Regions from separate parts of the Homo sapiens genome. Here all the other regions are linked to region 1. A link is a loop called in an ENCODE intact Hi-C map of the cell type or tissue named here. Cell type or tissue: OCI-LY7. All regions are shown on one strand. Links, peaks and the distances in the headings refer to the core of each region. The heading gives the core; the rest is flanking DNA.

Evidence for each region. Peaks named below come from ENCODE experiments on the same cell type or tissue, not always from the same donor. Only the 100,000 strongest peaks of a DNase experiment are listed, where the experiment ranks them.
Region 2: a loop joins it to region 1, with 8 times the contacts of the local background. A loop is called at or near these places in 6 of 110 quality-filtered maps.
Region 3: it touches region 1 in a loop (5-fold over the local background); 6 of 110 quality-filtered maps call a loop at or near these places.

The regions. Positions count from the first base shown.
Region 1 is chr12:116,877,199-116,887,550 of GRCh38, reverse strand. It overlaps HRK (harakiri, BCL2 interacting protein), which reads left to right and starts at 6,110. Exons shown (of 2, transcript NM_003806.4): 1 at 6,110-6,575. The coding sequence starts at 6,244. The coding sequence ends at 6,519. RefSeq lists an enhancer at 4,956-5,917 and silencers at 6,423-6,502, 7,381-7,581. In OCI-LY7, for the core only: CTCF peaks have their summits at 4,396, 4,597, 5,732 and 6,484; DNase peaks (open chromatin) are centred at 4,630, 5,650, 6,070 and 6,460; H3K4me3 peaks cover 2,148 bases; H3K27ac peaks cover 1,330 bases.
Region 2 is chr12:116,812,943-116,823,294 of GRCh38, reverse strand. All of the region lies in intron 7 of RNFT2 (ring finger protein, transmembrane 2), which reads right to left. Among named protein-coding and RNA genes, the nearest start is that of HRK, 63 kb to the left of the region's middle. RefSeq lists a silencer at 3,563-3,922 and an enhancer at 4,123-4,172. In OCI-LY7, for the core only: a CTCF peak has its summit at 5,711 (motif pointing left); DNase peaks (open chromatin) are centred at 3,674, 4,904 and 5,644; H3K4me3 peaks cover 2,781 bases; H3K27ac peaks cover 3,269 bases.
Region 3 is chr12:116,797,827-116,808,178 of GRCh38, reverse strand. The region is part of intron 7 of RNFT2 (ring finger protein, transmembrane 2); the gene reads right to left. Among named protein-coding and RNA genes, the nearest start is that of RNFT2, 65 kb to the right of the region's middle. In OCI-LY7, for the core only: no CTCF peak of the experiment used is centred there; DNase peaks (open chromatin) are centred at 3,888, 4,628, 4,968 and 5,788; H3K4me3 peaks cover 2,919 bases; H3K27ac peaks cover 5,000 bases.

The DNA of each region.
Region 1 (10,352 bases), core at 2,253-7,252:
ACTTTGCCAAACACTTGACAGACATTCTCTCTTTTTAATCCTCCTCACAACACAATGAGGAAGGTACTAGGATTATTAGTCCCATTTTGCAGATGGGAAAGTGGAGGCTCAGAGAGGTGGAAAATATGCCCCAGGTACCCAACTATCGCATAGTGGGACTAGGGTTCAAACCCAGGTCTCTCTGGCTCCAAGTGTCAAACTCTGCTATATCTCTGATTTCAATTCAAGAACTCTGTTGTTCACCAAGCAGGCTCCTGGCATTGAATCTGGCCCTGGCTTTAATACATGGCTTCAGGAAACACAGCTGTTTGGAGGAGTCAACAGCTGTTCATTCATTTACCACTCCACCAAGCCACACAAATTAAAACACCATAAGGTAAGGCTCACTCGGTCTCAAACACCAGGATAGGTAATTATTGTTTTAATTAAAGAAAGGAAATACCCAACCCCTTCCTGTTCAATACACTTGAGTACTGATTTCTGTAGGAGTTAAGAGAATAATTTAGGGAAAGAATCCACACACATGCACGCACACACACACTTGATCATAACGATTGTACATATATCACTGCATATGTTTGAAAGAGAGAAAGACAGGTAAGGAGTGGTGGCTCACGCCTGTAATTCCAGCACTTTGGGAGACCGAGGCAGGTGGATCACTTGAGTTTGAGACCAGCCTGAGCAACATGGTGAAACCCCGTCTCTACTAAAATAGCTGGGCATGGCGGAGCACACCTGTAATTCCAGCTACTCGGGCGGCTGAGGCAGGAGGATCACTTGAACCTGGGAGGCAGAGGTTGCAGGGAGCTGAGATCACGCCAGTGCACTGGAGCCTGGACAACAGAGTGAGACTCCATCTCAAAAAAAAAAAAAAAAAAAAAAGGAAGCGAGAGACAAATCAGGATGCTTACTATTTGTTCATTCATTCATTGAGTCTTTACTTCTTTTTTTTTAATTTTTTTTTTTTTTGAGACAGAGTCTTACTCTATTCCCCAGGCTGGAGCGAAGTGGTGCAATCTCAGCTCACTGCAACCTCAGCCTCCCAGGTTCAAGCAATCCTCGTGCCTCAGCCTCCTGAGTAGCTGGGAGTACAGGCGCGTACCACCACACTCGGCTAATTTTTTGTATTTTTAGTAGAGATAGGGTTTTGCCATGTTGCCCAGGCTGGTCTCGAACTCCTGAGCTCAGGCAATCTGCCCACCTCAGCCTCCCAAAGTGCTAGGATTACAGGTGTAAGCCACTGAGTCCGGCCTGAGTCTATATTTCAAAAAAAGTTTGAGTGCCTGCTGTGTGCCTGGTTTTAAGCCGGGAGACCACAGGAAACATTCATGGACTAGAAAGCCTTTCCCATTTCTTTACTTCATGAGAAAGAGGTTGCATTTTTTGCAACTGGTAGAAAAGTTTTCCCTGTATGATGAACTGGAGTTCCACAAACTGTTTTCCAAAATAATCTCCTAAAACTCTTCCTCCCTTAAAGATCTCCAACAGGACACCAATGAGGAAGAAGAGGAACAGGCAGGGGCCGGGTACTGTGGCTCACGCCTGTAATCCCAGCACTTTGGAAGGCTGAGGCGGGTAGATCACAAGGTCAGGAGTTCGAGACTAGCCTGGTCAAGATGGTGAAACCCCGTGTCTACTAAAAATACAAAAATTAGCCAGGTGCAGTGGTGGGCACCTGTAATCCCAGATACTTGGGAGGCTGAGGAAGGAGAATCGCTTGAACATGGGAGGCTGAGGTTGCAGTGACCTGAGATTGCATCACTGCTTTCCAGCCTGGGAGACAGAGCAAGACTCCGTCTCAAAAAAAAAAAAAGAAAAAAAAAAGAGGAACAGGCAAACAGTCCTAGAACCCATCCTTCCCAAGAACACAGAAAAATGTCCTCACATGTGCCCCACAGTAAAAGCAGCCAGAGTCTGGTGAAATATCTGCTTCTAGCTTCCTGTTTAGGATGTTGTTCCTCTCTATATTTGTTTGCTAGGGGTGCCATAGCAACATGCCACAGTCTCAGGGGCTTAAACAACAAAAATTTATTTTCTCACAGTTCTAGAGGCTGGAAGTTCAAGTTCAATGAGTTGACAGGGTTGGTTCCTTTTTTTTTTTTTTTTTTTGAGACTGGGCCTCACTCCTCATTCTGTCACCCAGGATGGAACACAATGGCATGATCTCGGCTCACTGCAGCCTTGATTTCCTGGGCTCAAGCAATCCTTCCACCTCAGCCGCCTGAGTAGCTGGGAACCACAGGAGCACACCACCATGCCAGCTATTTTTTTTTTTTTGTAGAGACAGGGTTTCACCATGTTGCCCAGGCTAGTCTTGAACTCCTGTGCTCAAGCAATCTACCCGCCTGGGTCTCCCAAAGTGCTGGGATTACAGGTGTGAGCCACCAGGCCCGGGCAGGGTTAGTTCCTTCTGAGGGCTGTGAAGGAAAGACCTGTTCTAGGTTCTCTCCTTGGCTGGTAGATGCCTTCTTCCTCTGTCTTCACATGGTCTTCCTTCTGTGTGTCTGTGTCTGTGTCCTAATTTCCTCTTCTTATGAGGACACCAGTCATAATGGATTCAGGTCCATCCTAATGACCTCATTTTAACTTAATTACTTAAAGATGCTATCTCCAAATATAGCCACATTTTGAAGTTCCAGGGGTTATCAATTTGGGGTGGAGCGGTGGCAGGGGGGACAGAATTCATCCCACTACAGCCTCCCTCCCTCTTCCCAAGTCCCCAGTAACCATTTGTCACCCTAATTCTAAAGGGCTCAAACTCTGGGGCGTGGCAGGTGTGTGACTTTGGATGAGTTACTTAACCCCTCTGCCTTGGTTTATGCATACATAACGTTGGGCTAACAATAGTATCTGTCTCATAGGGTTATTAGGGGAATTAAAGGAGTTATGTGTCTAGAGAACTTAGAACAGCACCTGGCACAGAGCGAGCACTATATAAGTGCTTATTAAGTTAAACATTGAAATCGACAACTCATTTTTACTAAACTGTTAGGAGAAGCTTGGCACGGTGGTGCACGCCTCTAGTTCTAGCCACTCGAGAGGCTGCGGTGGGAGGATTACTTGAGCCCAGGAGTTCAAGACCAGCCTAGGCAACATAGCAAGACCCAAAAAAATCTCTAAAAGTTTTTTTAAAATTAGCCAGGTGTGGTGGTGTGTGTCTGTGGTCCCAGCTACTCCAGAGCTGAGGTGGGAGGATTGCTTGAGCCCAGGAGCTGGAGGTTGCAGTGAGTTATGATCTCATCACTGCACTCCAACCTGGGCCACAGAGAGAAACACCATTTAAAAAAAAAATTTTTTTTAATAAAAATTAAGACAATTTAAAAAGTGCTAGGAGACATGTTACCCTCCCAAAGAATTTGCTTTCTTTGAGCAATGCTTAATATCAGCAATGGAATCACCAATTCACAATAGGGGAACTATATATATTTGAGGGTGTGGATCCCCAACATTCTTCAAAGTACACTATTTGACAACTACATGATCCACTCTAAAATATTAACAGTAGTCAACATTTATTAAATGCTAGTGATGGGACCGGGCATGGTGGCTCATGCCTGTAATCCCAGCACTTTGGGAAGCCAAGGCAGGAGGATCACTGAAGGTTAGGAGTTCGAGACGAGCGTGGCCGACATGGCAAAACCCCATTTCTACTAAAAATACAAAAATAAGCTGGGCGTGGTGGCGGGTGTCTGTACTCCCAGCTACTGGGGAGGCCAAGGCGGGAGAATCGCTTGAACCTGGAGGTGGAGGTTGCTGTGAGCCAAGATCGTGCCACTGCACTCCAGCCTGGTGACAGAGCAAGACTCTGTCTAAAAAACAAACAAACAAACAAACAAAAAACAAAAAACCTAATGATGGGCCAGGAGGCACTGTGCTAAGTAAGGGCTTTCCTGGTATTTAGGCTGGGAGGTGGGTACTATTATTATTCCCACTTTACAGTTGAGAGAATGGAGGCTCCAAAAAGCCACCTCTCAAGGCCATGCTCCCCAGTTAGTAAGTGGTCCAATAGCACAGGATAACTCATGTGTGCAAATTAAGGACTGCCAGACTTAAGAGTGTCAGGGAGAGAGAGGTCCTTCCTTCTCTCCCACTTTTTCATCACCCCCTTCTCTTCCCCCTCTGCTGAACGTTGCATCCCCACGGCCAAGATTGCACCCCCTCTTCTACAGACAACATCCAAGCTGCTGGGACCCGACCCAGCGCCACCTTGCGAGCCCAGCATTTCGAGGGGCAGGCTTCCAAACAGGGTAATAATCGTCCCATTAAAATTAATGTCCATGAAGTGAGCCGTTAAAAGCGTGCAGATTAAAAATGGGGGGAGGGAATTGTTCAATTTAAATCCAAAGGGCTTTTTAAATAGACACTGTGTCTTCATTCTTGGAACGCTACACCCGGGCAATGGATCAGGTCCCCTCTGTAAAGACTAGGGGGATTAAGGAGGTGAGTCCCAGGAGAATGGGAAGTGGTTCTGGCGAGAAGCAAAGGGAACCAAGGTCTATCCAGGGCCCACTGCGTGCCAGGTGCTTGGCACACATTTCTCTCATTTAATCTCTGCCCCAATCCTGGGATGGAGGTATTATTATTCCCAGATTACAGGGGGCAGTATAAAACCGTGGTTAAGAGCTTAGAGCCTGCGGCATACTGCCCTAGTTCAGATGACGGTTTCATTCTTAGCTACTCTGTGAGCTAGGGCAAGAACCCTTACCTACCTGTGCCTCAGCTTCCTCATCTTTGAAATATTATAGTAATTGCATGTAGAATTGTTGGGAGATTTACCTTTAGGCAGCAGAGGCAAGGGCGCCCAAAGCCCACAGGTGCCAGACATAGAAGATGCGCAGTAGGTCTTGGCCATTATGAAGCCTAGAATAATTGGAGCTGGGTGAGGGAAAAGGCCACCAGAATCACACAGTGTTGTGGGCTTTGAGCCCTGACTTTGTTGTCATTTCACCACGCTGTGGGCCAAAAGGGACATTTCTCCTCCTGATCAATTCAGACCAAAACTAAGTTCACAGACTCGAAGAATCTTGGTTATACTCTGCGGTGGGAAGGCAAGAACGGAAGCTCCCTCAGCAGGTTCCAGACTCCCAACTTGGAGCCATCTCTGGACTCATCCCGATGGTCTGAATCCCAAAGTTGTCTGAATCCCAGTCGATTTAAGATCACAGGTTTCATTCTCCCCCACAGAATCCTGACAGCCGCCCAGCCCATCTGAACCTTCACCGTTTGTGACAACTGCAGACGCTCCAGTCTGGAGGTGCACAGGAGTGGCTGTCGGATTGGAAAAGGGGGAATTAAAGTCCCCCGCGCCCCTCCTCTCGCCGACCCCTTAGGGTCTCCACTGCGCATTAAATCGGGGTCATCGCAGAAAACTGTAACGCCATCAGGAAAATAATGTTCACAAAGAAAGCAGACAAGAAGTTTCCCTTTAGAAAGCCCCTTGCGAGGGTCTTTTGGGTGCGGGTGCCGGGCAGCGAGAATGCCTCCGTCCGCGCCCCACGCGAGCTCAGGTGGGCCCATCCAGCCTCCCACCGGGCGCTGGGGGCACTTTAGGGTCAGGTTTCTAGCCAGGCGCTGGGGGCACGTTAGGGTCAGGCTGAAAGCCTACAGGTGCCAAGTCAGACCTGAAACGAGGCAAGTTGGGTGTAATCTGACCCTTCCATAAGATTTTGAATCCACCCACCTCCCCCAAACAAAACAACAGCCTCGGAATATTTTTGAATAATGCAGCCGAATTCAGCATCAGCTTCATCCAAAACGGCAAACAAGCCTTTTTCCCTCGCCAAATCGGAACTCGAGCTGAATTCAGGAAAAGGGGAAGGAGAACAACCTTCCCTCGCGCTCCGCGCCTCCGCGGGGGTCCCCCGAGACCCCCAAAGCCCAGGACCTCCGCTGCGGGGAGCCTTCTCGCGCCGCCCCGCGCCGCGCTCCCCGTCTCCCAAACCTCGCGCTCCCTAGCTGCCGGCGCCGCTAGGGTTAAAAGTTACCTCTCGGTTTCTTCTGCCTGCAGCCCCCCCCCCAACCCCCGGGGGCCGGATGATGTAACCCCCCTCCCCGCCCCCCTCCACCATGTGACACTTTAATTAATAATAGCGCCGTCAGCACAACAAACGCACAACACAAGGAGAAACTTGGTGTCCAGGGGAGGCCCCCGGCGGCTGGAGCGCGGCGGCAGCGGGCGCAGAGGCCGGAGGGAGAGGAGGCGAGGGGCGGCCCGAGCGCGGGGCGGGAGCGAGGCCAGCGGTCATGTGCCCGTGCCCCCTGCACCGCGGCCGCGGCCCCCCGGCCGTGTGCGCCTGCAGCGCGGGTCGCCTGGGGCTGCGCTCGTCCGCCGCGCAGCTCACCGCCGCCCGGCTCAAGGCGCTAGGCGACGAGCTGCACCAGCGCACCATGTGGCGGCGCCGCGCGCGGAGCCGGAGGGCGCCGGCGCCCGGCGCGCTCCCCACCTACTGGCCTTGGCTGTGCGCGGCCGCGCAGGTGGCGGCGCTGGCGGCCTGGCTGCTCGGCAGGCGGAACTTGTAGGAACGCGGGGCTTCTTGGTGGGGCCGGAGCCGAGACCCAGCCGGAGCGAGCAACAGGTACGCGAGCGAGCGAGCGAGAGCCGGGGCGCGGCAGCTGGGCACTGGAGACGCTGGGCTGGCCCGGGAGCGGGAGAGTGGCAAGTTTGGCTTTCTTCTTTTCCCTTCTCCTTCTTCCTCCGTTCTCTTCTCTTGCAAGCATCTCCACCTCTCCTCTTCTACCCAGTCCCCAGTCTTCCCTTCCAAGTGTAAGGTCCACCGTTTCTGCCCCCATCTCTGCGAGTCCTTAAGCGCATCTTGCTACTCACTTATAGCTCAGTGGCTTGCGGAGGACTTCAGCCTCCATAATCCCCACCAGCCCCACAAATAAACACACAATGCAAGTAAAAAGTGTGCTTGCTATGGGAATGTAGTTGTAAGCCACGCCAAATACTTAAAATCTATCGCACTTCCAAGAAAGGTCCCCGGTCCCGTTCCAATCCTCTTGCCGTTCCTGAGTCGCCCCCGTCTCCATCACCTTTGCTCCCAACCTCTTGTCCCTAAGTGTCACTTCTCCAATCTCTGATCCCCATTATCTGGCACCCCAAGCGCATCTCGAGACTTCCTCCCCCTCCAGGTTTCTGGCTGGCCCAATCTTTCTTCCCAAGCTCCGCGCATTTGCAATTTTCCTCTGCCCTGCCAACTTCGCTCCTTCTCGAGTGAGGTGTCCTGTTTAAGGAGTTTGGCTTCCTTCTCCCCAGACGGTTGTAGCTGCTACGGGAAGGAGACGCCCTCGGAGTGGGCTGGAATAGGGGGCTTTCAGGGAAACTCCAATGGGAAGCCTTAAGGAAGGAACATTTATTGAGCTCCTTCGGGGTGCTGGGCACTGTTTAGGGAGGTCATGTGTTGAGAACTTAGGACAGGAAGTGGGTACTGAGCACCTAGTGTGGTTGGTATCAGTGGGAGGAAGGTACTAGGCTCTTGGGGTGGGGGGATCATTGTGCCCTAGCTGTGCGCCTGGCACTGTGCTAGGCGCTTTGAGGAAGCACACAGCGTAAGCATCGTCTTACTACTCTGGATCCTGGAGTAGCGAGGAGCGCTGCAGAGAATGAGGGAGAGAGAATCAGGCTGAGCCCACCATAGATGGGTCTAGGGCCGGAAGGTGAAGCTCGAAGGTGACATAGCCAGCCGCCCTTAGGTCCCCGCCCCCGAGCCCCGCCGCGCGCCGCAGACACCCTGGGAAGTTGGAGCGGCGCCTGAAGGCGAGGCCCGAGCGTCTGCGCCCGCGGGGAAAGGCGGCAGCCGGAGCGTGGGGGGTGGCAGCGCCCAGGGAGCTGCGGGGGTGCGCGGGGTGTGAGCCGGGACCGCAGGCGACAGATGTCGCGTGGGCCCGCGCAGCCCGGGCGCTGGCGAAGAGAAATGCGCGCTTCGGGGCGCTCTCTGCCCGGCTCCCGGGCGCCGGGGGTCCCATCCACTTCTCCCTACCTTCTCTCTCTCCTGTTGGAGAGGCCAGGGGCTCCCGCGACTGAAAGGGGCCAGGCTGAGGCTGCCCAATCCCAGGGACAGGAAGAACATTTTGGATGGATCGCGGGGTGCAGAAAAAGGAAGTTGAGCGACAGACGCGAAGCCCAAAGCGTGGAATTTGGGAAGAGGCAGAAAAAAAGTGGGCGAAGAGGAAGAGAAAAAACAAGCGACGAGATGGGGAGGGACAAGAAGTTTGGGGAGGATAGAGAAAAAGAGAAACTGCCTGGAAAACAAGTTGCAAGACAATTGAAAAGTGAATGAGAAGGAAAGAGAGGAAGGTAGTAAAATCAAATAGAACTGTGGAGAGAGGGCTGGGACACGGCTTTCTCTGGTTCTGTCGTCCAGGAGATTGGAAACGCTCTCCCCTTCCGGCACCAGGCGTGCGGGATGTCGGGTGCCCCTCCCGGGAGGCCGAGGACTCCGGGCCGGAGCCTGACTGTGTGTTCCTGTTTGCCGGTGTGTGAGTGTCGGGGTGGGAATGCTCCCGGGGCCTGGAAGGGGAGGCTGCGGGCGGGGCGGGCAGATTGCGCCGCTCTGCGCCGGAGCGCAGGGGAGGAGTTGGGTAACTGGGGCCTGCGCTGCAGGGGAGGGCGGCGGCCAGGAGTTTCGCTGTTTTGAGTCGGTGTTGGGGGGCAGCAGCAGGTTATTGTCTCTGTGGAGTTTATTTCCCCCGCCCCGCCCTCGCCTTCTACCCCAGAGTTACTTCCGTGCTGCGCCCTGACTCGGAGACACCCTCTTCCCACACCTCTGGGTTCTTCTCCTACCTGCCTTGTCCCGCCCGGGCGTCCCCTGCAGCCACACCCTCCAGGGTTCTGCAGCCTCTGGCGCCCTGACCTCAGGATGCCCCGCTCGGCTTCCCAGCAGCACCGCCCCTCATACCCTCGGGACACCCGTAGAATTGCTCACCACCCGCCTTCCTGCGCTCCCAGGCCGGGTTCTCAGTGCTCGGGCTCCCTGCACTGGCCCTGATCAAGTTCTCTCCCTGCAGCCTACATCTGACCTCAGAATACCAGCCGCTCCGGCCTTTCTTGTGCTTTTGATTTAATTTGGGGAAACTCATTTTTTCCCAGCTCTGGTAAGTTAAGTAAAGGGGAAAGAAAAATCACCGGAGGAAGACAGTCTGTTGCGTTCTATGCTGGATATGGGGTGCTCTCCACCTTCCCTACCCTAAAAGAAAAAGGGGAATGTTCACAGCTGTACCTTAGGTGTTTGAGGGAGGCCTGTGCCAGCCATATAGGGTGGGAACTACCACTTTCAATTCCCATAGGTTTAAAGGGTGTGCTCCGCTATATGCAGAATCAATATTTTCAACATACAGGCCAGGCAGGTTGGCTCACGCCTGTAATTCCAGCACTTTGGGAGGCCAAGGCAGGTGGATCACCTGAGGTCAGGAGTTTGAGACCAGCATGGCCAACATGGTGAAACCCCATCTCTACTAAAAATACAAAAATTAGCTGAGCGTGGTGGTGCACACCTGTAATCCCAGCTACTCGGGAGGCTGAGGCAGGAGAATCGCTTGAACCTGGGAGGCGGAGGTTACAGTCAGCCAAGAAGAGCTGAGATCACACCACTGCACTCCAGCCTGGGCGACAGAGCGAGACTCCATCTCAATAATAATTTAAAACATATATGTGTATATACACATACATATATCCAGCATACTTGTTTTGAGTCTCTACTGCGAACCAGCAATACTTTTCTCAGAAGTCATCCTTTAAAAAAATAACAAACAGAAACAAAAACCCAAGACTAAGTTTTCCCATATGTAAAATGGGGGCAAAAAATGGGGGCCCACCAGCCAGACTTAGTGCATAGGCACGTTATTAAGGGGGTTAAATGAATTCATACACGGAAAGCTCTAGAACAGTGGATATACATGTGAGCCATCATGATTATTATTGTGCATTTACTATCATTCTTTCCCAAGGTAGTCAACATTTTACCATTATTATTGCTGGCCATTCCACACCACTCCTACCTGCCCTCCCGGGAAGTCAGTGCCAGAAGGGTCAGGAGAGAATAATGGTTAAGAGACTCTTAAGTGTCCAGCCATTTGCTGACAGCGTGACCTTGAGAAAGAACCATTACCTCTGCACCTTTATCTGTAAACTGGAGCTGTATCCTTCCAGGGTTATTGGGAGAATGATAAGAGAACATTCATTTAAAGTGTCCAGTGCAGGCCGGGCCAGTGGTTCAGTCCTGTAATCCCAGTTCTTTGGGAGGCCAAGGTGGGCGGATCACTTGAGCCCAGGAGTTCAAGACCAGCCTGGGCAACATGGTGAAACCTTGTCTGTACCAAAAAAAAAAAAAAAAAATTAGCTGGGCATGGTGGTG
Region 2 (10,352 bases), core at 1,718-6,717, 64 kb after region 1:
CTGCTCTCCCTCTCTGGGCCTCAGTGTTCTGTGTGATGGGGGTGTTGACCCAGCTCCGCCATTCTGGGCCTCTATGCACTGTTAAAACAACTACTGGTGTCACTTTAGGCTATAAGTGACAGCTAACATGAAGTAGCTTCCACAAAGAAGGAAATGTATTAGGTCACAAAACTGGGAAGGCAGGGGTGGCTCTGGCTTCAAGGATTCCTGGATCCAGGAGGTCAAACAATATAGTCAAAGAGCCTTCTCTAGTTCTCTAGTTGTATTTTTCCTTTTGTCTTTTCGTTTTTTGCTTTTTGAGACAGAGTCTCGCACTATCGCCCAACCTGGAGTGCAGTGGCTCAATCTTGGCTCACTGCAATCTCTGCCTCCTGGGTTCAAGTGATTCTCGTGCCTCAGCCTCCCAAGTAGCTGGGATTATAGGCGTGCACCACCATGGCTGGCTAATTTTTCTATTTTTAGTAGAGATGGGGTTTCACCATGTTGGCCAGGCTGGTCTCGAACTCCTCAGGTGATCTGCCCGCCTCAGCCTCCCAAAGTGCTGGGATTACAGGTGTGAGCCACTGCACCCAGCCAGTTCTCTTTCTATCTCTCCTCTTCTTCCCCATCTCTCAGCTCAGATGTCTCTGTTTCTTGTGTGTAAGTTTCATTCTCTCCTGCCAAGGTTGGACTCACTGCAGGTGGTAGTAGTGGTGGTGATGATGATGATGGTGACTTAGCTGTTAACTATGTGCTAGGCACCACTCTGTGCACACCACTATGAGGCAGGTGCTATTAATACTCTCACTTTACAGATAAGGAAATGGAGGCACAGAAAAGTTAGATAACCTGCCCCAGGTGACGCAGCTGGAAAATGCTGGATCTGACAGTATCTAGTAGGAAAGATGGCCACTGGCAGCCCCAAGCCAACACTCTTACAGCTGGAATTGCCACAGAGAGAGAGAGAGACAGAGAGAGAGACAGACCCTGTTTCTCCTGGGGCCATTTGCCAAAATGATGGCCCTGCTTCCCTCTGGGAACCAAGCTCTGAGGCCAAGAGGTCATGGGGTTCTATGATTGGTCAGTCCTGGTCACAACCATGGGGGCAGCACTGTGACTGACGGTGTCATCAGAACTAAGGGGACAGAGAGGAGGGCTGGTTCCTCTGGTTGAAGGAGGTTGGCCAGGCAGGGTGGCTCACACCTGTAACTCCAGCACTTTGGGAGGCCGAGGCACACAGATCACCTGAGGTCAGGAGTTCAAGATCAGCCTGGCCAACACGGTGAAATCCCGTCTCTACCAAAAATACAAAAAATTAGCTGGTGTAGAGGTGCACACCTGTAATCTCAGCTACTCTGGAGGCTGAGGCAGGAGAATGGCTTGAACCCGGGAGGCAGAGGCTGCAGTGGGCTGAGGTTGCGCCACTGCACTCCATGCACTCCATGCACTCCAGCCTGGGCGACAGAGTAAGACTCTGCCTCAAAAAAAAAAAAAAAAAAAAAAAAAAAAAAAAGAAACAAGTAGTCAGAAAAAGGAGGATAGCTTCAAGGACTAAAGCTAGCAAGCTAGCACAGGGCCAGGAATCTGCATTTCAAAGCCCTCCTTCCACATGTGGAAAAATAAGCAGGAGGGACTGCTTCCAGCCTCCTGGGCCAGAGGGGGCCCTCAGCCTCCTGCGAGACTTTTCCTTGCTTGCTTTTCTTCCCTGGATGGACTGCCTGTTGGCTCCCAAAAGCCCCAGGGTATGGGGGCCACAAGTCCTGCTCCCAAGTGGGCGGCCAGGACAAGGAACTGAAAACAAAGACATGTTGTCCTGGGAAGGTGGCCTGCGGGCCTGTTAGGATGGTGGGGTTGTGGGGACCACAGCTGGCAGAGTCCTGCAGACCCAGCACCGACCTGGAGGCTTGAAGGGCTGGGCTAATGAGCTGAGGCCCGTGCTGGGTCTCCTCCAGTGCTGGGGGTGGGATCGGGGCTGGACCACTGACTTCACAGCAGCGCCCGGCCAGGAGGGGTGGGAGAAACAAGTGTGACGGGGCAGGACTGGGGATAGAAGCAAGGCTAGAGAAGAGCACAGGAAGGAAGGAGGGAAGTGGATAGAAACAGGAGGGGGAAATGGGGCTGGGGGCAGAAGAAAGGAAGAGAGAAATGGCAGAGTTAGAGGCCAGAAGAGAAAGAACACCCAGGAGGCAGAGTCCAGGTGAGAAGGCAACAGGGGAAGAGTAACCCCCGTATTAAGCGCTTACCAGGGGCCAGGAACGGCACACCAATTGCTCCTCTTGTAGGTAGTTATGACGCGTTCCCATTTCTTAGATGAGAAAGCTCAAACACAGAGGCAGGGGAGGGAAGAACAGAGTGGGAGACCCAGCAAGTGAGAGGATTACAAGAGGAAAGAGAGAAGGACTAGGGCTGGCTTCTAGTTTAGTGATGAGTTTCTCGGTTGAACACTTAGTACCTGCAGGCTGTCCCCAGACTCTGACAATCCCAGGAGATGGACACTGAAATTATTTGCCCCTGTTAACTGGTGAGGAGAGAGAGGCTCAAAGAGGCAGGGTATGTTGTTCGAAGTTGCTAGACAGTGGTGGAGCCGGGATTTAAATCCAGCCTGATTTTCCAGAGTGGCTTTGTGCCACTCTGAGAAACAGAGAAAGGGAGACCCTAGGAGACCTTAGGAGATAAAGTAAGATGTGGGAGAAAGAGAAAGAAAAGATACAAGCTATGGGGGTAGAGAGGGAAGGATAACTGAAGGATGATAAAATTCAGAATAATGGGTACCCCTGGTGGGGGAAGTGAGGACACAGGAACTTTCCAGATGCCGGAAATGTTCCATATCCACCACAGCCAATCCAGTAACCACTGGTCACATGTCGCTATGGAGCACTTGAAATGTGGCTATTCTGAATTGAGATGTACTGAAAGTCTAAAATACACAGGGATAGCTGGGCATGGTGGCTCACACCTATAAACCCAGAACTACGGGAGGCCGAGGCAGGAGGACCCCTTGAGACCAGGAATTCGAGACCAGACTGGGAAACATAATGAAATCCTGTCTCTACAAAAACTAGCCAGGCATGATGGCGCACGCCTGTAGACCCAGCTACTCGGGAGGCTGAGGCAGGAGGATGACCTGAGCCCAGGGAAGTCGAGGCTGCAGTAAGCATGATCGTACTTCTACACTCCAGCCTGGGAGACACAGTAAGACTGTCTTTAAAAACAAACAAACAAACAAACAATATCCCTTAAAAGCAAAAGAAACAAGGAATTTCAAAGTCTTAGAAAAACAACAAAAGGTAAAATATCTCATTAAAAATTTTATGTTGATTACATGTTGAAATAATATTTTGGACACATTAGGCTAAATAAAATATAGTATTAAAATTAAAGTCACCTGTTCCTTTCTAGTTGTTTAACGTGACTACTAGAACATTTAAAATCGTCTGTGTGACTACTCTTATATTTCTGTCGGACAGCTTTGTTGATACTTTGATCTGAGTGATTACATATGTTTGTAAAAATCCACTGAGCTTTATAATTAGGGCACTCCACAGTATGTAAGTTATGCCTCAATACAAAAGAAAAAGGAAAAAAGGCAAGAGAAGGGCGAGCCAGGATGGAAAGAAGCGCAGCAGGTAGGAGGCGGGGCCAGCGGGGCGGGGCTGGTGGCCGCGCGTTGCCTGGCAACGGGTGCTGCCGGTGACGTCACCACCCGGCGGCAGCCATTAATCCCCCTCCTGGCGGCGCGGGCTGGCCCGGCCGCCTGCCTCCTCCTCCCCCGGGCCCGGATGAGATCACCGCGTCGGGCGGCCGGCTGTCCCCGCGCTCCCAACAAATCGACTCCTCGGCGAGCGCCGGCATCTCATGATCTCATGGCCCCGCGGGACGGCGCCGGCCGATGAGGTCACAGCCCCGCGCCCCGGGCCGCCCCGCTCTGCGCGCCGCCGGCTCCGGGTCTGGCCTCCGGGCGTCCCGCGCCGGTACCAGGCCCCCGAGCCTGAGGCTCTTAGCCCTTCGCGGACAAAGGAGATCTCAGTTTGCGAAGGGCAAAGCTGCCTTTTCCATCCTTTTGACGCATCTTTGCGCGTCCACTCCCCGCTCTCTTATTTGGACATTTCACCCCGAAGACCCCTTGTCCAGCAGGGAGTGACCTCATCAGCTCCCCTAAACTTGAAGTCAGGGGCCATGCGACGCGGCTTGCCTGCAGGATTTCACAGCCACTGAGTGAAGGAAGTTGTGGAGCTGTGTCTTACAGACGAAGAAACGGGATCAGAGGGATAAAGGAATCTGCCCCAGATTACCCACGTAGGGAAGGGTGGCGCAGGAACCCGGACCTCCATGATGTGAATGAGCCCTTTGACAGCCTTTTTCTTCTCCTTACCTGTACCCCAAACCTCTGCACCTTTACCCCAGTTCCTCCTTGCTCTGGTGTAAACAGTGGTAACGGTCCCACTTGCGGCGTGCCCCCGCAATGCTGGGTCCTGTTCCACATGACAGACCACTGTAGAGGAATTATACGGACCATTTTACAGATGAGAACACAAGGCTCGGAGAGGTCAAGTTACTTGCTGCAGAACTGGGACTTGTACCCAGGTGACTTGACTCTACAGCAGAGCCTTTCAATTACTCGACACCACCTTCCCCAGAAAAAGAGGAAGGCTTCCGAATGTTGACAGTGGACGATACACCCTCCCTTCTCTCTCCGACAGGGTCGCCATCAAACCCAGTTGAAGAGGGTCCAGTGAGAGCCTATTAGAGGCTTCACAACTCACTTGCCAGCAGCAGATTTCTCCCATCGCTTAGAGACTGCTCACTCACACCACTCCTCAGAAGACCTCCAGCAACATACACAGCCAGGAACGACAGGAAGGAAGGGACATGACATTTACTGAACGGCAGTGCTGAACCAGGCACTGAGCCAGGGCCTGTTACTAAGGGCAAAGCTGGGAGGGATATTACCAGCCCAGGTTTGCAGACGAAAAAGCGGATTTTTTTTTTTTTTTTGAGATAGGGCCTCACTGTCACCCAGGCTGGAGTGCAGTGGTGCGATCTCAGCTCACTGCAGCCTTGAGTTCCTGGGCTCAAGCGAGCCTCCCCTCTCAGCCCCACGAGTAGCTGGGACCACAGGTGTGTGCCACCATGCCCCAGATAATTTTTTAAAGACTTTTTTTGTAGAGAGGGGGTCTCCCCTGTGTTGCCCAGGCTGGTAAATATTTTTTAAAACCAAAGTCAGATGTCAAGGAAGTACAAGTTTCAGCTCAAATGTCCATCCCACAGAGAAAGCCCTTTCCCGTTTCCCTAAACGAATTCTCCATGAATTGTTTTTATTTGTCTCTAGTGCTTGTTGAAACTTGAAGTTCTATATTTGCGTGTTGATATAGTTTAATGGTGATTTCCCCCAATGAAATGAGAGCAGGGACTCTGTTTTGGTCTGTTTCTTTCATTTATCATCTTATCCCCAACACCTTCGCAGTGCCTGTCATAATATGACACTGAAATATTTTTGGAGTAAATGCAAAGAATTGGTGGCTTAGGATGGTGAGCAGTGCTGCTCAAAACTCAGGTTTGTTTGAGTGTAAAGTGTGGTCTTACTCCATACTTTCTAGGAAGTTCAAAAGCCCCTTGCTACATATACTTTACTTACAGTGAAGTCCCTGTGGTGCTTTTCAGAGCCTATTAATTCTTAAGTGTACTACAGTAGTGACAAGTTTGGCATTCTGGTTTCCCAATCAGTAGTGTCCTCTGTTGGTAGCTGAGAGGAGAGGAAAATCAGAGGAACTGAGTAGGAAATTAGGCGTGGAAGGGACAAGGTTATACAGCTTATGCTCTCACCTTTAATAACAGCAAGGAAGAAGACGTAAAAACTACAAAAATCAGGCTGGTGCAGTGGCTCATGCCTGTAATCCCAGCACTTTGGGAGGTTGAGGCATGAGGATTGCTAGAGGCCAGGAGTTTGAGACTAGCCTGGGAGACATCATGAGACCTCCTGTCTCTATTTAAAAAATAAAAACAGGCCAGGTGCAGTGGCTCACACCTGTAATCCCAGTACTTTGGGAGGCTGAGGCGGGCAAATCACTTGAGGTCAGGAGTTCGAGACCAGCCAGGCCAACATCGTGAAACCCCATCTGTACTAAAAATACAAAAATTAGTCGGCCATGGTAGTGCGTGCCTGTAGACGCAACTGTTTGGGAAGCTGATGCATGAGAATCGCTTGAACCCAGAAGGTGGAGGTTGCGGTGAGCTGCGATCGCACCACTGTATTCTAGCCTGGGCGACAGAGCGAGACTCCATCTCAAAAAACAAAACAAAACAAAAACAAGGAAACTACAAAGACCAGACACAAGGAAAACACACAAATGGTAATCACAAAACTTTTCTTATGGGCAAAGGGAGGGAAGAAGATGGATGGAACCCAGGAGATATACACAAGGGGTTTCTAAGAAACTAGCAGTTCTCTACTTTTTAAGCTGGGTACACGAGTATTTGTTATTTTTTGTTTTTATACCTCATACATGTTATTTTTTTAAGGCCACAAGCTGAAATTTTGCTTACCCACTTTAAAAATAGACTATAACAACCCCATGAGGGGGGAAATTGTCACCTCCACTTTGCAGATGAGAGAAACTGAGGCTCAGTTTCAGAGAAGTTCACCATTTTGCCTAAGCTTATAGAGCTCAGATGTAGCAGAGGTGGGATTTGAATCCAGGTCTCTGATGTCTGTACAGATGCTCTTACCCACAACATCTGCCACTAGATAACTGGACACTCACTATTAAAACCAGAGCTGATGAAAATGTGTCATTTTCTCCCTCTCACCCCCAATTTCCTATAAAGATCCTCTCTCTGCTCTTCTGGCGAGGAGGGGGAGGAGGAGGCCGCGATCGCCTCTGGTGCTATGGTCCCAGGGGCCAGCTGGCAGAGTCCTTGGGGCCAGGCTGAGGCCCCAAAAGAGTTGCTGGGCTGTGAGTAAAAATCTTCCTGTCAACAGCAGCAGTGGGGTACCCAATTTCATTGGCCATGGTTCCCTTGATCTAAGAGCATCGGCCCCATGAACAGGAAGGGCCCAGCGCACGTGCCCCAGCAACTGCATCAGCAGCTTCCCTACACACAGGGCCCTGCTCCCCAGTACCCAGGAGAGGCCTAATTATAAGATGTTGATGATTAAGCCCATAGTGGCCTGGGACCCTGTTAGCTACGAAAAGGCGTTCTCTTCCCTCTGTCCTGGTCCCAGGTGGATGGATGAGCTTATCTGTCCCCAAGTCAGCTATAGTCTTAAGCACAAATGCTCTGGGCTAAACTGCCCAAGCCTGGCTGTTTCCCAAAACACTAGGGAGTGGAGGGAGAGGTGCAAGGGAAGGAGGGAGACAGGCAGAGATGGGCAGAGGGCATCTCCTTTCCTGGTGGTCTGGAGCCCATGACTTCAAACTTGACAAACAGGGTCCTCAAGTGTGGATCTGTCCTGCTGGGAGGGTGACTTTGCCGAAGTCATATCAATCACTTCTCTGGGCCTCAGTTTCCTCGTTAGCAAAGTAGGGGATATGGAAGGCTGAATAATGCCCCCGCCCCAAAGATGTCCATATCCCAATCCCCAGAACCTATGAATTTGGTACCTTACAGGGCGAAAGGAATTTTGTGCACGTGCAGATGTGATGAAATTAAGGCTCCTGAGATGGGGAGATTATCCCAGGTGACCTGGACGGGCCCAATATCATCACAAGGATCCTTATTAGAGGAAGGCAAGAGGGTCAGGTTGAAGGAAGACAATGAGACAACAGACACAGAGGTTGGAGAGATGCACTTTGAAGATAGAGAAGGGGACCAGAGGCAAGGAGGGCAGGGAGCTTCTAGAAGCTAGAAAAGACAAGAAAATGGATTGTCCCCCGGAGCCTCCCAAAGGAACCACAGTGCAGACACCTTGGCTTTAGCCCAGTGACACAGATTTTGGACATCTGACCTCCAGAACTGTAAGATAATACAGTTGTGTTGTTTTAAGCCACAAGGTTTGTGGTTATTTGTTACAGTACTCACAGGAAGCTAACACAGAGAAGAAATAGTTAGACTGTCATGAGGGTAGTGTCAGGATGGCATGGCTGGAGCATCTCTGGTGGGCTGGCTTCCATGGCAAGATGGGAGGAGGCCAGAGCACACCCAGGCCTGGGAGTGGCCTCTGAGCTGTGGTTACAACCACCTCTTTGACTACATCTACTACTACTAGGACCGGCTACATCATTTATGATACCCAGTGTAAAATTAAAATGCAGGGCCCCTTGTTGACATACTAAGAATCTCGGCTGGGCGCCGTGGCTCATGTCTGTAATCCCAGCACTTTGGGAGGCCGACGCAGGCGGGTCACCTGAGGTCAGGAGTTTGTGACCGGCCTGGCTAACATAGTGAAACCCCATTTCTACTAAAAATACAAAAATTTAGCTGGGCATGCTTGCACGCAGGTGAAACACCATCTGTACTAAAAATAGAAAACTTAGCTGGGCATGGTGGTGCATGCCTGTAATCCCAGCTACTCGGGAGGCTGAAGCATGAGAATCACTTGAACCCAGGAGGCAGAGGTTGCAGCCAGCCGAGATTGCACCACTGCACACTCCAGCAGTCTGGGCAACAGAGTGAGACTCTGTCGGAAAAAAAAAAAAATATCATACGGCAACAGTGGAGCATTAAACCAAGTGTTTGGGCCTTCTGCAAAGGGTGCTTGCCCATGAAGTTGCCCTGCCCCTTCTTCTGCTCCAGCCACACAGGCTCATTGCTCCTTAACCTTGCCAAGCACGTTTCCACCTCAGGGCCTTTACATATGCTGTTTCCCCAGCCTGGAATCCTCTTCCCCACATATCCACATGGCACACTCCCTTGCTTCCTTCAAGGCTTTGCATGAATGTTACCTTCTCCCTACCCCCCACCACTGTCTAAAAGAGCATCGCCCTCCCTTCCCCGCCCTGCAAACAATGACACTCCCTGTTTGATCTCCATCTGACATATTGCCTACTGATTTCAGCATCTTTTTATCTAAGTCCCTTGAAAGTGCATGCTCTGCTTCTTCACTGCTGTATTTCTGGGACCTAGTCCTGGGCCTGGTACAGAATAGGTGGCCAAAAAATACTGGTTCAGTGGATGAAGAAATGGATGAATGGAAAGTGCCTAGGACAGTGGCTGGCAGGTAGTACGTGCATGGTGACTGGCTTCTACAATGTTGCCATGACAATGACTATCATCATCTACTCCTGGAGAATGACACGGGGAGGGCTGGGGTCATGTTTTCCAAGGCCCCGTTTCCTCTGCTTACCTTGTTTTTTCACTAATTGATAAATCGAGCCTAGCACTTACTAAGCTGTAGTGATCAAAAGGCTTCATTCATATTAAAGGTATGGTCCTGTTTAATCTTCACATCATGAATACTATCCCCATTATATACGGAAGAACACTGAGGCTTAGAGAAGGCTACTGACTCATCCAAGGTCCATGACTTATAAGTGAAAGAGCTGGGAATGGAACCTGCTTGACTCCAAGTCTGGTAGACCCTTCCAACTGAATTCACACTGCCTGCTTCAGAGAAAATATAGTGAAGGGAGAAATATCTGCAACATTCTCATGAATTAATTACCTTCAGCGTATGTGTTTTGAGTACCTGCTATGTACCATGCACTGTGCTGGGAATAAAATGAAATATACAAGAGACTTGATCTCTGTTCTTGCCAAGTTTTAAGTCCTAATGGGGGAGACAAACCAGCAAACACAACATCACATGATGCATTCACAACAGAAGTGGCCTCGGGGCTATGGAAGCACACAGGTGAGTCACCCAACCACAAGTTTAGACTTCCAAGTGGAAATGATATCTAAACACCTGAGGGTGATGGGGTGATGAGGGGTCAGCCAGATGGGGCTGGGGAGACAGTGTTCCTAGCACAGGGAACAGCCACTGCAAAGGCCTGGAGGAGGTGAGAGAACAAGAGCATGATTCAGCCCTAAGAGGCATTCAAAACACTTGGCAAGCGATGGCTGAGGTGTCGGGCTGGGAAGAGAGGCGAAGGCCAGGCAAGCATTCAAAAGGACTCCCTTGGCCAGGAGGCTCACACCTGTAATCCCAGCACTTTGGGAGGAGGCCAAGGTGGGTGGATCGCTTGAGACCAAGAGTTCAAGGCCAACCTGGATAACATGGCAAAACCCTGTCTCTACAAAAAATACAAAAAAAATTAGCCAGGCATGGTGGCACATGCCTGTAGTCCCAGTTATCGGGGAGGCTGAGGCAGGAAGATGGCTTGAGCCTGGGAGGTCATGGCTGCAATGAATCGTGATCGTGCCACTGCACTCCAGCCTGGGTGACAGAGTGAGACCCTGTTTCAAAAGAAAAAAACAAAAACAAATGACAAAAC
Region 3 (10,352 bases), core at 2,218-7,217, 79 kb after region 1:
AGCCTGGCCAACATGGTGAAACCCCCATCTCTACAACAAATACAAAAATTAGCTGGGCATGGTGGCGGGCGCCTGTAATCCCAGTTATTTGGGAGGCTGAGGCAGGAGAACGACTTGAACCTGGGAGGCGGAGGTTGTAGTGAGATCGTGCCATTGCCCTCCAGCCTGGGCAACAAGAGCGAAACTGTCTTAAAAAGAAAAAATTAAAAAATTAGCTGAGTGTGGTGCACACCTGTAGTCCCAGCTACTCAGGGGGCTGAGGTGGGAGGATCGTTTGAGCCCAGGAGTTTGAGGCTGTAGTGAGCCACAATCGCATCAAAGCACACCGGTTTGGGTGACACAGCAAGACCCTATCTCAAAACAAAAACACAGACTCAAGAAAAAGTGAGGTGCAGGCCCCACAGACAGAAAAGGAGGGTACCAGGGTAGTTGAGGGAAGAGGATGTAAGGAGGCTGGGGACAAGGGTGTATGGTGCCTGGGTTGGTGGGAGCAGTTTCGATGGTTCTGCAGGTGCACAGGGAGCAGTGGCTGCTGCTGTTTGAGTTGCAGTCTCTGGGTCAGGGGAGTGCGAGTGGGGAATGGTGCGGGGAGAGGCAGAATCATGCAGTGATTAAGAGTCTTAGAGTCTAAGCCCTGTCATTTACATACCCCAGGCAAGTCACTTACCTTCTCTGTGCCTCAGTTTCCTCATCTGCAAATTGGGGGCATTAAGAGTGTCTACCTCATAGGATTGTTGTGAGAATGAAATGAGTTCATGTTAATGAAGCATTTAGACCAGTACTAGGGACACTGGATATTTATTATTACTCCGTCGTATTATCATCTAATATTTCTTACTTTATTACTATCACGGGTCCCTAATGGCATCTCCCTTGGCATCTGGAAGACCTGGCCTCTGAAGTCACAGCCTGGCCACAGACTTGCTGTGTGACCCTGGATAAGTGAACACACCTTGCTGAGCTTCCAGTCTCTCATTTATAGACAAGGGATAATCACCCCGGTACAGAGATTGCTAGTGCCTCCCGATATTCCTTCTCCCCTTCCTCTTTCAAAATAAGCGTCTCAATCTTTGCTTAGGGCCATTGGCACCCAGCCACAAGATGACACTCCCCAGCCTGCCATGCGGTAAGTGTGACTGAGTGGTGGCCAATGAGATCTAAGTGAAAGTGACGGGAGCCATTTCCGGGAAGCCATGTAAAAAGGGAGAGGAACACTTAAGAACTTTTACAAATGAGGAGCAAAAATCCCAGCAGAACAGTGGCACACGGAATCCAGAAGTACATTCAAAGAATAAGAGGTTATGATCAAGAGGGGTTCACTGAATGTAAGGATTAATAGAAAATCTAATAATGCAGCTCTTCATAGCAACAGATGAAAGGAGAAAAATCAAATGCTTTTTGATCAAATTCAACAGCTTTTTTTTTTTTTTTTTGAGAGAGGGTCTCTTGTATCACTCAGGGTGGAGAGTATAGTGGCATGACCATGGCTCACTGCAGCCTCGAACTCTCAGGCTCAAGGGATCCTCAGTCTCCCGAGTAGCTGGGACTACAGGTGTGCACCGCCGTGCTCAGCTAATTTTTTAATTAATTTTTTTTATAGAGAAGGTGTCTCACTATGTTGCCCAGGCTTGGTCTCGAACTCCTGGCCTCAGCCTCTTAAACTGCTAGGATTATAGATGTGAAACACTGTGCCTGGCCATAACAACCATCTTTAATTTTAAACATTTTACTAGATTAAACTAGATGAATCTATCTATCTATCTATCTATCTATCTATCTATATATATATATATATATTTTTTTTTTTTTTTGAGACAGTCTCACTCTGTTACCCAGGCTGGAATGCAGTGGTGCCATCTGGGCTCACTGCAACCTCCACCTCCCAGGTTCAAGCTATTCTCATGCCTCAGCCTTCCAAGTAGCTAGGATTACAGGCATGCACCACCATGCCTGGCTAATTTTTGTATTTTTGGTAGAGATGGGGTTTCCAGGCTGGTCTCGAACTCCTGGCCTCGAGTGATCTGCCCACCTCGGCCTCCCAAAGTGCTGAAATTACAGGCATGAGCCTCAGCACCCAGCCAAGATGAATACTTTGTTAACATGATAAAACATCAGCGCCAGCTTCAAAGCTGCCCTCTTGTTTAAAGGGGGACTATATGTTTAGTTTAATGTCTCGATTCAGCTAGCTAGGCTGTAGTATTTAGTTATGCAATCAAACACTGATCTGGGTTTTGCTGTGATGGCATTTTGTAAATGTTGTTAACATCTACAATCAGTTGACATAAGCAATGAAGATTTTCCTTGATATCCTGGGTGAACCTCATCCAATCAGCTGAAGGGCTGTAAGAACAAGACTGAGGTTTCCCCGAGGAAGAATAAATTCTGCCTCAGGACTTCAGCATCAGGGCTGGGCACCGTGGCTCACGCCTGTAATCCCAGCACTTTGGGAAGCCGAGACAGGCAGATCAGTTGAGGCCAGGAGTTCGAGACCAGCCTGGCCAACATGGCAAAACCCTGTCTCTAATAAAATTATAAAAATTAGCCAGTGTGGCGGCTCACACCTGTGGTCCCAGCTACTCAGGAGGCTGAGGCACGAGACTTGCTGGAACCCGGGAGGCGAAGGTTATACTGAGCTGAGATTGCGCCACTGCACTCCAGCCTGGGCGACAGAGAGAGACGCTGTGTCAAAAAACAACAACAACAACAACAAAAAATGCAGCATCAGCTCCTTCCAAGAGCTTTCAGCCTGCTGGCCTGTTCTGCAGATTTCAGACTTTCCAGCCCCTGCAGTCCTACAAGGCAATTCCTTAAAATAAATCTATGTACATATATTCTACTGGTTCTGTTTCTCTGGCGAACCTTGTCTGTTACAGGCATCCTAGAGGCACTCCCATCAAGATTAGGAAAAAGAGAGAACTGCCCGCTATTACCTCTGTTAGGCAAAGAAAAATCAAACATCAAGAAGTAAACCCACCAAGCAGTGGGCGATAGAGGAAGTGATGGAGCCAGGTTCTGTGTCCATGTTTAAATCTAAAACTTCTAAAAAAAAAAAAAAAAGACAATGTCTTAACCCTTTCTTGATAATGTGTCTCTAGTACACCTTGAAGATAAGGGATTTCAAAGTAATGCGAAAAGCTTAAAGGAAAACAAGAAAAAACAACTTGTATCCAGCATTGGAAGAAGTGTAAATTGCTATAGCTTCTTTTTCTTTTTTGACAGGGTTTCACTTCATCACCCAGGATGGAGTGCAGTGGTGTAATCGTGGATCACTGCAGCCTCTACTTCCCAGGCTCAAGCAATCCTCCCACTTCGGCTTCCTGAATAGCTGGAACTACAGGCATGTACCACCATGCCTGGCTAATTTTTGTATGTTTTGTAGAGACAAGGTTTTGTCGTGTTGCCTAGGCTGGTCTTGAACTCCTAGGGGTCATCTGCCCACTGTGGCCTCCCAAAATGCTGGGATTACAGGCGTGAGCCACCGCACCCAGCCTGCCTCGAGAAAGAACCGTCTTGGGATTCTGGATAAAGCTAAAGCTACTCAATCCTAAAATTCAACAATTTCATTTCTAGATGGCTGTGTTAGAGAAACTTTTGTGCATATGTAGTGAGATGATCATTACTGTAATATACATAATGGTAAAAAAATAAAGAAACAATCTAATTGCTCATGAGTTAGGGGAATGGATGAATAAACCAAAGAATATTACATATTGCTGAAAAATGAATAAACTGAGAACTAGAGCTACACATATTAATAAAGATCTGTGGTTATCAAACTTCAGTGTGCATTCAAATTATCTGGAGGATTTAGAAAGGCACAGACTGCTGGCCCCACCTCACAGTTTCTGAATCAGTAGGTCTGGGGTGGGGTCTGAGGCTTTACATTTCTAACAAGTTGCCAGGTGCTCATGCTACTGGTCCAGGGACTGCACTTTGAGAAGCAAGAATACACACAAACCTCAAAAACACAACACTGTGTAACAGCACAAGTTGCAAAAGGATGTATGTAGAATATAAGCTATGTTAATTTGATATGCACCAAAACCAACACCATATTTTGTTTATGGACATAAATGTGTAGTAAAAGTAAGGAACCAGTGGTAACGTCTAGGGAAGGAGAAGGAATACACATTTCAAAGGATGTGGCAGAGATACTGCCATGGTTCCCCAAGTCCCACTTAATCTTCCCCCAGGCTCTCAGTAAGACAAAAGTTTCCCAGATTATCCGCTGTTAGGTGAGGCCTTCTGACTGGGTCCTAGCCAAGGAAAGAATGTGGGTGGAAGTGTTCTGCACCACTGCCTTGGGCCAAAAACCTTTCATGTAATTCTCCAGTTTCCCTTCCCTCATTGGCCCCCTGATGTTGAGGTTCCAGTGGAGACTGAGGTCTCATCCCCCTGCTACTCAAGGCTCTCCAGATGACTTTTATATACACCTCAAGTTGAGAAATTGTCCTATGAGAACATCCTGGGGGATGGTGATTTCATTCCATGGAAGAAGCCACGATCCCTAAATGACTGCCTGGAGCAGAGCACCTTGGCCAACCTCCACTGGACTCTGATGAGCTGAAAAGAATGTTGGGTGACAACTTTGAGACTTTGGTGTTGTTGACAGCAGCACCTGGGATACCCTGATTAATACAGACAGGAAACAATACAGTGGATGTAAGTGGGGTCAGCGGAGTGGCTTTTATTTCTCTAAAAGGAAAGAGGAAGATCTGAAGCAAGCATGGAAAAGGTTCAATCTCAATGGTAGGTGTGGAGATCCCCATTATATATTATTTTCTGTATAGTTGAAATATTTTATAATTTTAAAATATTCAAAAATAACCTAAAAATGAAAAATCTCAGATGTATACAGGCAACTAATGACAACTGGAACAAGAGGAGGGAGAGTATAAAACATCACCCCCGTGGCAGGTGGTGTCGGTTGCACCCAGAGGACTTTATAACCTCCACTGCTGGCATAACAAGACCAGGTGTTTCCTCTGCTGTTGTGAATGTCGCTCATGAGATGGACCAACTTCCTTCTCTGACAAATACAAGTGGCATAAACACCTGTGTATTTGTTTTTGATTTTTTTTTTTAAGACAGGGTCTTGCTCTGTTGCCCAGGCTGGGGTGCAGTGGCGTGATCTCGGCTCACTGCATCCTCTGCCTCCCAGGCTCAAGAGATTCTCCCACCTCAGCCTCCTGAGTAGCTGGGTCTATATGCATATGCTACCGTGCTAGGCTAATTTTTTTTTTTTTGGTAGAGACAGAGTTTCACCATGCCACCCAGGCTGGGTTCGAACTCCTGGATTCAAGTGATCCTCCTGGCTCGGCCTCCCAAAGTGCTAGGATTACAGGCATGAGCCACTGCGCCAGGCCCACCTGTTCATTAGTTTCTTGTAGCTCCTGTAGGAAATTGCCACATGCTGAGTGGCTTGAAACAAAAGAAACTTATTCTCTCCCAGATCTGGAGGCCAGAAGTCCAAAATTAGTTTCCTTGGGCCCAAATCAAAGTGTTGGCTGGGCCACATTCCCTCTGGAGACTCTAGAGAAGAAAGTCATTCTTTGCCTCTCCCAGTTCCTGGTGGCTGGTGGCATTGTTTGTCTTGTGGCTACATCATTCCCAATGTCTGCCCCCATCTTTACACTAACTTCAGTTTTAGCGGACTTTTTTTTAAAGGACCAGACAGTAAATATTTTAAGATTTGTGGGCCACAGAGTCTCTGTCATCATTCCTCAACTCTGCCACAGTACAGTGAAAGTCACAGACAATGCATACATAAATGGGCATGGCTGGTTTCCAACAGAACTTTATTTACAAAAACAAGCAGTGGGCCCACCTGTAGTTTGCCGACTCCTGAACTAGAGTCTGCAAGATGCTGTGCTCCTCAATAAAAGGGTCCCATGCTTAATAAGTTGGAAATGTGTCAGAGAAAACAAAGTGAAATGAATTTCTTTATTGCGGGACTTCTCAGAGCCTTTACTATGTGAGTGTGTGAGTAGGGGATAATATACAGAGCATTTCCCAAAGTTATTTAACCATAGAACACCTTTTTATAAAATGCCTATTAGGCTGGGTGCAGTGGCTCACACCTTTAAGTCACCACTTTGGGAGGCCAAGGCAGGTGGATCACTTGAGGTCAGGAGTTCAAAACCAGCCTGGCCAACATGGCGAAACTCCATCTCTGCTACAAATACAAAAATTAGCTGGGCATGGTGGCAGGTGCCTGTAATCCCAGCTGCTCAGGAGGCTGAGGCAGGAGAATCGCTTGAACCTGGGAGGCGGAGGTGGCAATGAGCCAAGATCGCACCACTGCACTCCAGCCTGGGCAACAGAGTGAGACTCTGTCTCAAAAAAACAAACAAACAAACAAACAAACAAACAAAAAAAACCCCACAGAAAACAAACAAACCAATAAAATGCCTATTAACATCTCCCTAAGGGCCCAGAAACATAGTTTGAAAAACGGTATTCTGTTCGATCCTGACTTTGGTTAGATTCTAACTTTCTTACTCACTTTAAATTATAAACAGATGGCTGCTAATGCTCTTATCTTCCTCAGAATGACAATAATTAACTAACCAGCCAGCACTTGACTTGTGTTATTTAATTTAATTCTCACAACAGTGTTATGAGTTAAGTCCTGCTATTCCCATTTTAAAGACAGAGAAACTGGGGCTCAATGAGGTTAATCAAGGTCTCAGAGGCAGAAGGAGCTAGAACTTCAATCTAGGTTTAATTTTAGGGTATAGTATGTGCTCTTTCGACGATTCCACAGGGCTGCAGAGAAAGACAATTACTTGCTTTTCTTGCTACATGCTCTAGAATCTTCCTGGCAACAGAAAGGGAGGTACATTTTGTAAAAGCATAAAGCCAACTAAATATCAGGTAATATTAACATTGCTAATGATTAGTATCTCACTGGCTTTCTCTTCTGTTCCAGTAAAACCTGACGGTGAGAAAAGGGACATCTTCAATAACAGCTGCAGGCAGACAGGGCACCCCCTGGGCTCAGCACCCCCTGGCTTTGCTGCTCACTGCTGGGTGGCATTCCCTTGCTGGCCCTCAGTTTCCTCATCTGTGGAATGGGAACAATAACAGCACCTCCCTTCTCAGAGTGTTGCTGAGAAGACCAAATGAAATCATGCAAATAAAGCACTTCACACAGTGGATAAATACACAAACAAGAAGAGAATCCTAGACGTATCAGCTGTTATTCTTATTGTCACCCAGTCAAGCTGAGTTGAGTCCTACTTTGTCACCTTCCAGCAGTGACCCTTCACAAACTGGTTAGCCTCCCTGAGCCTCTGTTTTATCTGTTAAATGGTTTTTATTTTATTTTATTTTATTTTATTTTATTTTATTTTATTTTATTTTAAGATGGAGTCTTGCTCTGTCACCTGGGCTGGAGTGCAACGGCACAATCTCAGCTCACTGCAACCTCCACCTCCCAGGCTCAAGCAATTCTCTTGCCTCAGCCCCCTGAGTAGCTGGGATTACAGGCACGCACCACAGTGCCAGCTAATTTTTTGCATTTTTAAACCATTTTTTTTTTTTGAGACAGAGTCTTGCTCTGTCACCCAAGCTGGAGGGCAGTGGCATTATCTCGGCTCACTGCAACCTCCCGCCTCTTGGGTTCAAGCAATTCTCCTGCCTCAGCCACCCGAGTAGCTGGGATTACAGGCAACCACCACCATGCCCGGCTGATTTTTTATATTTATAGTAGAGAAAAGTTTCACCATGTTGGCCAGGCTGGACTTGAACCCGTGACCTCAGGTGATCTGCCCGCTTCAGCCTTCCAAAGTGCTGGGATTACAGGTGTAAGCCACTGTGCCCGGCCAATTTTTTGTATTTTTAGTAGAGACAGAGCTTCACCATGTTGGTCAGGCTGGTCTCGAACTCCTGACCTCAAATGATCTGCCCGCCCTGGCCTCCCAATGTGCAGGGATTACAGGCATGAGCCACCATGCCCGGCTGAGACTAGGTGATTTGTAAAGAAAAGAGGTTTATCTTGGCTCATGGTTCTGCAGACTGTAGGGGGAGCATGGCACCTGCATATGCTCGGCCTCTGGTGAAGCTTCAGGAAGCTTTTACTCATGGCAGAAGGTGAAGGGGGAGCAGGTGTGTCACATGTTGAGAGAGCAAGCAAAAGAGATGCCAGGCTCTTTTAAACAGTCAGATCGTGCATGAACTAATATAGCAATAACTCACTCATCACCTTGGGGAGGGTACCACGCCATTCACATGAGATTCACCCCTGTGACCCAAACAACTCCTACTAAGCGCCACCTCCAACAATGGGGAATCACTTTTTACCATGAGATTTGGAGGGGACAAACATCCAAACTGTATCACCACACTACCCCTAATTATCCAGGCCATCATTTTCATCACTGGACTGTAAGTTCCAAGGGACAGGTACATATTTTTAGTAGACACGAGGTGACCTCAGGTGATCTGCCCACATCAGCCTCCCATGGTGAAACCCCGTCTCTACCAAAAAAAGGGATTACAGGCATGAGCCATCGTGCCCAGCTGAGGAATCCCTTTAAAAAATCCTTGATAAATCCAAACAACTTCCATAATACACACAACCGCTGTTAAAAAAAAACACAGCTAACTTATAAATACTGCATACTAAGAGATGTGCAATTGCATTTTCACAACAACCCTCTGAGATAGTGCGGTGGGCACCCAGCAAAATTTCCCATCTTAATGCCCAGTACTACGAAGGTAATGAAATATCACATCTAGATCATATTACAGGCTACACGATAAAAGGGATTTTGGAGATATAATTGAGGTTACTAATCAGTTACCCTTTAGTTGGTTAGCAGGCTGTCCCAGTGAGTCTAATTTAATCACCTAAGCCCTTTAAAAGCAGAGTTTTCTTGGGCTTGGGGAAAAGGAAGTCAGAGAAATGTCAGACACAAGAATAGCACTCTGCTTTTGGCTTGAAGATGGTGGCAACTGTGTACAAGGACTGGAGCGTGGCTTCTAGGAGCTGAGAGTGACCTGGATGGCAGCCAGCAAGGATGGAGGACCTCAAGTCCTACGATCACACAGAACTGATTCTGCCAACAACCTTAATGAGCCTGGAAGTAGACTTGTCTCCAGAACCTCCAGATAAGAGCCCAGCCTGGCCAACACCTTGTTTTTGGCCTTGTGAGACCCTTTGTAGAAAACTCAATCAAGCTGACCTGGACTGCTGACCTACAGAACTGTGAACTCATAAATGAGTGTTTTCTAAGCCACTAAGTCAGTGGTCATTTGTTAGGCAGTAAATGAAAACTAACACATGTAGGTACTGTTATGATTGGACCAGGCACAGTGGCTCATGTCTGTAATCAGCACTTGGAGGCGGAGGCAGGTAGATCGCTTGAGCTTAGGAGTTCGAGCCCAGCCTGGGCAACATGGTGAAACCCCGTCTCTACCAAAAAAAGAAATATATGAAAAATTAGCTGGGCATGGTGGCACACATCTGTGGTCCCAGATTCAGGAGGCTGAGGCGGGAGAATCACTTCAGCCTGGGAGGCTGAGGTTGCAGTGAGCTGAGATCACGCCACTGCACTCCAACCTGGGTGACAGAGACTCTGTCTCAAAAATATAAAAAATAAAAATAAAAAAAACCTAATGCAGATAGGTACTATTATGATCCCATTTTACAGATGAGAAAATGAATGCGAGAGATGCAAACTACCTTGCTAAGGTCCCAAAGCTGGTAAATGGCAGAGGGTTTCTCAAACAGGATTTGAACACAGGCAATCTGGCTCCAGGGTCCATGCATTTAACCACTGTGCAGTGTTTTCTCTATGTATTTATCCGAACAATCTCTAAGATAGATGGATAATAAAAGCAACGTGGGAGCTGTATATAGAATGTTACTATTCTATTTGAATATATAAAGGTGAGTAAAAAGAACACGCACATATATTTGCTGCTGCTGCTGCTTCTTTTTTTTTTTTGAGACAGAGTCTCGTTCTGTTTCCCAGGCCTCTCTCTCCTTGGCTTGTAGGTGGCTATTTTCTCTGTGTCCTCACGTGATCTTTCCTCTGTGCCTGTCAGTGTTCCAAATCTCCTTTACAAGGACACCAGTCCTATTGGACCAGGGCCCGTCCTAGTGAGGTAGCAGGCGGGACTTGACTCCAGAGATGGGGCTCAGATATGGGGCCAAGTTGAGAGCTAGCTAGAACAGGGACAGGGTGGAGGCAGCTTTCCATAAGCCATGCCCAACAGTATGCCATGTTAGTTTACCATTGCCATGGCAAAACCCAGGAGTTACCACCGCTTTCCATGACCATCACCCAGTGACCCAAAAGTGACTACCCCTTCCCTGGAAATTTCTGCATAAACTGCCCCTTAAT